2 separate regions of the Homo sapiens genome follow, and region 1 is linked to region 2. Evidence: read pairs that join two places in POLR2A ChIA-PET (ENCODE). Cell type or tissue: GM12878. All regions are shown on one strand. Each heading gives the region's core, and the rest is flanking DNA. Links, peaks and the distances in the headings are about the cores only. Region 1 overlaps DYM (dymeclin). Region 2 overlaps DYM (dymeclin).

What was found. Peaks named below come from ENCODE experiments on the same cell type or tissue, not always from the same donor. Only the 100,000 strongest peaks of a DNase experiment are listed, where the experiment ranks them.
Region 1: POLR2A ChIA-PET joins it to region 2 with 6 read pairs; 2 of 35 experiments call an interaction of 5 or more read pairs at or near these places.

The regions. Positions count from the first base shown.
Region 1 is chr18:49,455,632-49,458,545 of GRCh38, forward strand. All of the region lies in intron 1 of DYM (dymeclin), which reads right to left. Among named protein-coding and RNA genes, the nearest start is that of DYM, 3.6 kb to the right of the region's middle. In GM12878, for the core only: no CTCF peak of the experiment used is centred there; no DNase peak of the experiment used is centred there; H3K4me3 peaks cover 1,245 bases.
Region 2 is chr18:49,397,733-49,400,646 of GRCh38, forward strand. The region is part of intron 2 of DYM (dymeclin); the gene reads right to left. Among named protein-coding and RNA genes, the nearest start is that of DYM, 61 kb to the right of the region's middle. In GM12878, for the core only: no CTCF peak of the experiment used is centred there; a DNase peak (open chromatin) is centred at 1,446; H3K4me3 peaks cover 555 bases; H3K27ac peaks cover 1,897 bases.

The DNA.
Region 1 (2,914 bases), core at 151-2,650, 58 kb after region 2:
TAGTCTGGGTTCAGAGAAATTAATTATAAAGGAGCAGAGGCCAGGCGCAGTGGCTCCTGTCTGTAATCCCAGCACTTTGGGAGGCCGAGGTGGGTGGATCACCTGAGGTCAGGAGTTCGAGACAGCCTGGGCAAAATGGTGAAAACTCTACTAAAAACAGTACAAAAATTAGCCGGGCATGGTGGCGCATGCCTGTAATCCCAGCTATTCAGGAGGCTGAGGCAGGAGAATCACTTGAACCTGGGAGGCAGAGGTTGCAGTGAGCCGAGATCCCACCACTGCACTCCAGCCTGAGCAACAGAGTCAGACTGTCTCAAAAAAAAAAAAGCAAAAAATGCTAATTCCCTACCCAATCTCCAGTCCTCTCTTCCTTTTAGTAACAGAACTCCATTTTTTTGACCAGGCATATTCCTGTTCAACTAAGATATATTTAAGTCTCTAAGAGTGGACAGTCACTTCTTTATCCCTTCCTCCATCCTGCTGTTAGGAACATGGAAATTTTAGCTAGAACTCCAGCAGCCATCTTGGACCCAGAAATCAAGGGCCATACTTTAGGGTTAACAGTGTAAGAAACTACAAGGAGGCTGGGTTCCTGATGACAGCAGAGCTGCCAAACCAGCCTTTAATCGTCCACCTCTGGACTTCTTTTACAAAAGAAACAAACTAGTCATATGTTTAAGCTATTATTTTTCAGGTCTCTGTTATTCATAGCCAAACCTAAGCCTAACTGATACAGGTAGGGTTTTCAAAGTATTCTGGGTGGAGGGTTGCATGACATATTTTGAAGGAATAATTGTCAAGATTCAGTGACTGACTCAACCTAACAAAGAAATTTGTCATCGATCATATGATGGACAAAAGGTTTTAAATGCCCAAAAGACTGAGCAATAAAAGAAAAGATAAGCTTTTTAAAAATAATTATTCCAATGTCCTTATTGGAAAGTTTCAGCCACTTTCATTGCCTGCATTTTTAAAGAATGTGATAAAAATCAGAGAAGATACCAAAATCACTAACCAAACTTCCTTAAGAAATGAAAAAAACAAAAACTTTTACTAAATAAGACCTATATGTAAAGTTGTTCCCAGCCCCACTAGTTCATTTTGTCTAGAATTAAGTAATGTGAGGATAACTTACAAACTGTTTACAAGCAAAGTTCAAAGCATAAAGCTCTGCTAAAAACCTTACTAGAAAAAAAAATGCTTAAAGGCAAGAGCAGATATTTAATAAGTCCCATCACATTTCCTGATAAATGGTGCACCACCACCAGAAAGCCAGAACCTTCACACCTAGAGACAGTAAGGACTTTGACAGCTAAGTAGGAAAGTGAAACCCACTAGGAAACAGGATACCAAACTGGAGGACTCCCAGAAATCCTTTCAATCTTTAAGATTAGTCCTCTCTCTGTCCGAAGAAAGGAAAAGCAGCAATGGGCATCTTATCACTCTGCTCTTCTAGGCTCACAGCACTCTACCATTCCCAGCTGAGTCACAGAAGAACCTGAGAAGAGGCTGCTTCAAGTCCAAATCTCACAGTAGTTCATTCTGCCTGAAGATATTCTCTCACTTTCATTAGGAGTCTTCTTTTGCTGCTGAAATGGGGGTGCCTTTATCTCCCACTTGGACAGAGAGTCCCTGCCTTCTCATCCTGGGCATGGGAACCATCATTGCCCCCAGCGTGTCCTGTGTCAAGTATCAGGTTAGCCCTCTGATTACACATATATACTATGTTTTAAGACATGAATATGAAAAAGAGACCAAAACGAAATATAGAAAAACTTTACATGGAGCTGTATTGCTTTTATACTTAAATCATTTTTAAAGGTCTCATTTTACCAAAGCCTATACTACAAGTGTCACAGGTATTTCCCATATTTCACTAAAAGGAAAAATGAACAGTCTTCTCTAGATCTAACCATTCCCATTATCTACAATCCTAAGTAAAAGACGGCCCTCTCGTTGCATGTACAGCAGCAAAAGAAATCACCTACTTTCTTAAGTCTCGGCAAAATATTCCAAAATACACTGTGGTAGGTAGAATAATAGCCTCCAAAGATGTCCACATACTAATCCATGGAAGCTCTGATTATGTTGCTGGGAAAAGAGACTTTGCAGGCGTGATTAAATTAAGAACCTCGAGGGGGGATTTATCCTGAATTAGCTAAGTGGGCCTGATTTAATTACATGGGTCCTTAAAAGCAGAGAACCTTTCCCACTTGTGGTCAGAGACTTGAGGATGGAAGTATGATCAGAGAGATGCAACACTGGTGGCTTTGAAGACAGAGGAGGTACGCCACAAGCCAAGGAAAGTGGCAGCCTCTAGAAGCTGGAAGAGGCATAGATGCCCCCTAGAAACCTCCAGAGAAGAACACAGCCTTGTTGACAGCCAGTGAGACCCACTTTGACTTCTAACCTACAGAACTGTAAAATAATAAATGCATTGTTTTAAGCCACTAAATTTGTGGTAACATGTTACAGCAATCATAGAAAACTGATACATAACATTAAACAACTTCTAATAATATGTGAAATTATCTAGAAAAGCATAACCAAATTGCCCAAATATTTGGAGCAATATAAGAAAGAGCCATTTGTACATGTTGTAACATATTTCACTTCTATTTCTCTCCTGCCCTCCATTCATTAAAAAGCCTACCAAAGTGACAATTCTTCAAACTTTCTGTAGAAAAATGAGCCATATTAATAAAAAAAAAAGGAACAATCAGGATGGCAGGATCTAATGGAAAAATCAGGAGATAATTATGCCACATTTTTCAGAGTCAAACATAAAAGCGTTTGCACTGTTTATCCTCTTTGTATCAAATGGATTACCACACTTTTTTAAAGTACAGTAAATCTTTCTAGATATTAAAAACTATTAATTTTTATGTGTGATAATGGTATTCTGGGCCTATTA
Region 2 (2,914 bases), core at 149-2,648:
CTGAAATGGTCCAAACTGAGATTTGCTAAAGCATAAAATACACACCATATTTCAAAGGTTTTTAAAAGAATGTAAAACATTTCATTAATTTTATATTCATATAACGATTATATCTGGGAAACTGGGGTTAAATAAAATACATTAAAATTAAATTCACCTTTTTCATTTTACTTTTTCAATGTGGCTACTAGAAAACCTTAAATTACAAATGTGGCTTATCTTGTATTTCTGCTGGACAGAGCTGCTAGAACCTCCCAGCAATTAAAGAGTGTCATGCATAAAAATCATATATACACACAAAGCTAAGACTTACTAACTATAGTGAATATCCCGTTACCTTAAGAGTCTCAAATTATATGCATATTTTAAAAGATATCGTCTTTTTAAAGTTAAATTTTTTAAGTTTCACCTAGGACTGACTTTTTTTAACAAAATAACCTAGAAGTGATCCTATGATATAGTTTAAGGGTAGTAGTTTATGGAGACTCACCATATTAGATATTTATAAGGTGTCTGCCAGCCTTACAATGTCTCTCTGCTGTCTGTCTCTCTGTCTGCTGCCTCCCTACCCCTTTTTCTATCTTCCCACCTACTTTTCGGAGGTGAGCAGAGGCAGACAGATATGTGCAGCATGTCTCCGCTCCTGGCCACAGCTGACTAGTCCAGGGATAGACATCTAACCCAAGCCTAGCCCAAGTCTTAGAGAATTTAGAATTGAGATGGAAAGACAGGCTTTCCATTTGGCTAGAACTTGGCTGCATAGTTTAGGGCTGTGGGAGGCCACCCTCTACCGACAGAGTGGCAGAGAAAGCCAGTTAGTAAGAAAGATGAGTAAAAGCTTTGCAGAAAGAAAGACATAAACAGAAAGGACCCTCAGGATTGCTGATGGCTTTCCAATTCCTGGGACCAGTTCTTCCAGAAGCCTGAGTGTGTTCCTGATCTTGGATTCTATGAGACACTCCAGTGTCTTCATCACATCTTCCCCTTTTTCTGGCATATAGTAAGTAAAACTGATTTTTGTTGACAACCAGAAGACTTCTAATTAATAAATCACTGTGGTCAGATTTAATGATACACATTAGTAGTTGGCAAGAAATGGGAACTATGAATTACTCGGTTTATTGGTTACTCAGACAAAAAGTAAAAGAGGTATAAAATGCAAAGGATTGTAAAAAGCTTTATGAAATTAATAACTAGACCACATGCATAAAATCTATTTCACTTTCTTCAGTCAATGGCACTCTCTTTTAAAGCTGACTGGAACCAAGAGTTTCAATTATACACATATGGCTGTAATCTTCGAAGCTGCTAAATTTGTTCATCAGCAAATAGTGCTTGGGTGCCTAGGACATGCTAGGCTTCGTGAAAGATGCTGCCTCTGCCTCCAGGCTACATGGAGGAATGAAAAAGCAGACAGACAGTTCAGTACAGGGGAAGTATGAATTATGAAACCAGCCCTGTGTGTGAGCTCACAGGATGTGCACTCAACGTACCATAGAAGGAATCAAAGAGGCTATCCTGGAGGAAGTAACTATTCTTCCTGAAGGGCCAAGAGACATCAGGCAGGCAGAACAAAGAGAATAGTGCATGCAGAGGCATCGCAGTCACAGAGAGCCTGGCATGCCCTGGGAAGGGGTGGTTAATCAACACAGGGGAATGGCAAACTACAAAGCTGGAAAAGTATTCTAGACGGCTGGAATACCAAGTTCAGTCTCTCCATTTTTGTTTTGGGTATAAACAAAAACCAAAACAGGGCTCTGGTTTATTTTTACAACAGTATTAGCCTGAAAAGGGGATTAATTCCAACGTATATTAGTGAGGTTGGTTTGGACATCACTCCTTCCAGGAAGCCTTCTTTGATCAGGTCTCACCTAAGACAAGGTAAGAAGTCCATTCTCCACCCCAACACCCAACAGCTCTCAATCATAAAACTGAGCACGCAGCAGTAAGATTGCCCAGTTGCTTGTCTATGGCCCCCACTAGATTGTGGGCTCCTTGTTCATCACAGTATTCCAGCCTGGTACAGAGCAGGCAGTTAGGCACTGTCAGACACCACTCAGACCTTCATTACCAGGAGACAGAATTATTTCCCCTGGCTCCTTAGGAAACACTTCCCAGTCTCCAGCCCTCAAGGCAAGGTCTGCCGCTCAAGTTTAAATTTCTGTTAAAATATTTTTTAAAAGACATTTATTTTTATTTTTCTTTTTTTTTTTTTTTTTTTTTTTTTGAGACGGAGTCTTCCTTTATCACCCAGGCTGGAGTGCAGTGAGTGATCTTGGCTCACTGCAACCTCTGCCTCCCAGGCTCAAGCAATCCTCCTGCCTCAGCCTCCCAAGTAGCTGGGATTACAAGCACTTGCCACCACGCCTGGCTAATTTTTGAATTTTTAGTAGAGACGACGTTTCACCATGTTGGCCAGACTGGTCTTGAACTCCTGACCTCAGGTGATCCACCCACCTTGGCCTCCCAAAGTGCTGAGATTACAGGTGTGAGCCATAGCACCCAGACTAAAAGACATTTCTTTCTTTCCAAATATAAAAGAGCATATCCTTTTGAAGCAGTCTGATTTGTCAGAATTATCTGGAAAGCTCCCCACTGTGGTGAGCCAGCCAGCACCTGCCATTCTGTGACTATGTCCCCCAGGCCTGGATCCCCCAACACACAGCCACAATCTGAAACAGCACCACTGCCACTGCCTCGTTCAACAATCAACACTTTAGAGCAGAAGCATCTTCAGAGCCCACATTATAAGCTCCAAGAGAACAGGAAGATCTCATTCACTTATACATCCCCCACTGTGTCTGATACAGTGGCTCAGCCAGAAAAAAACCACTTGGTAATTATTTATTAACTAAAGGAGTCATAGAGCTCTGTTTGTTGCAGGATGCCTGCAATTTCTGCACTCTGAAGTGTT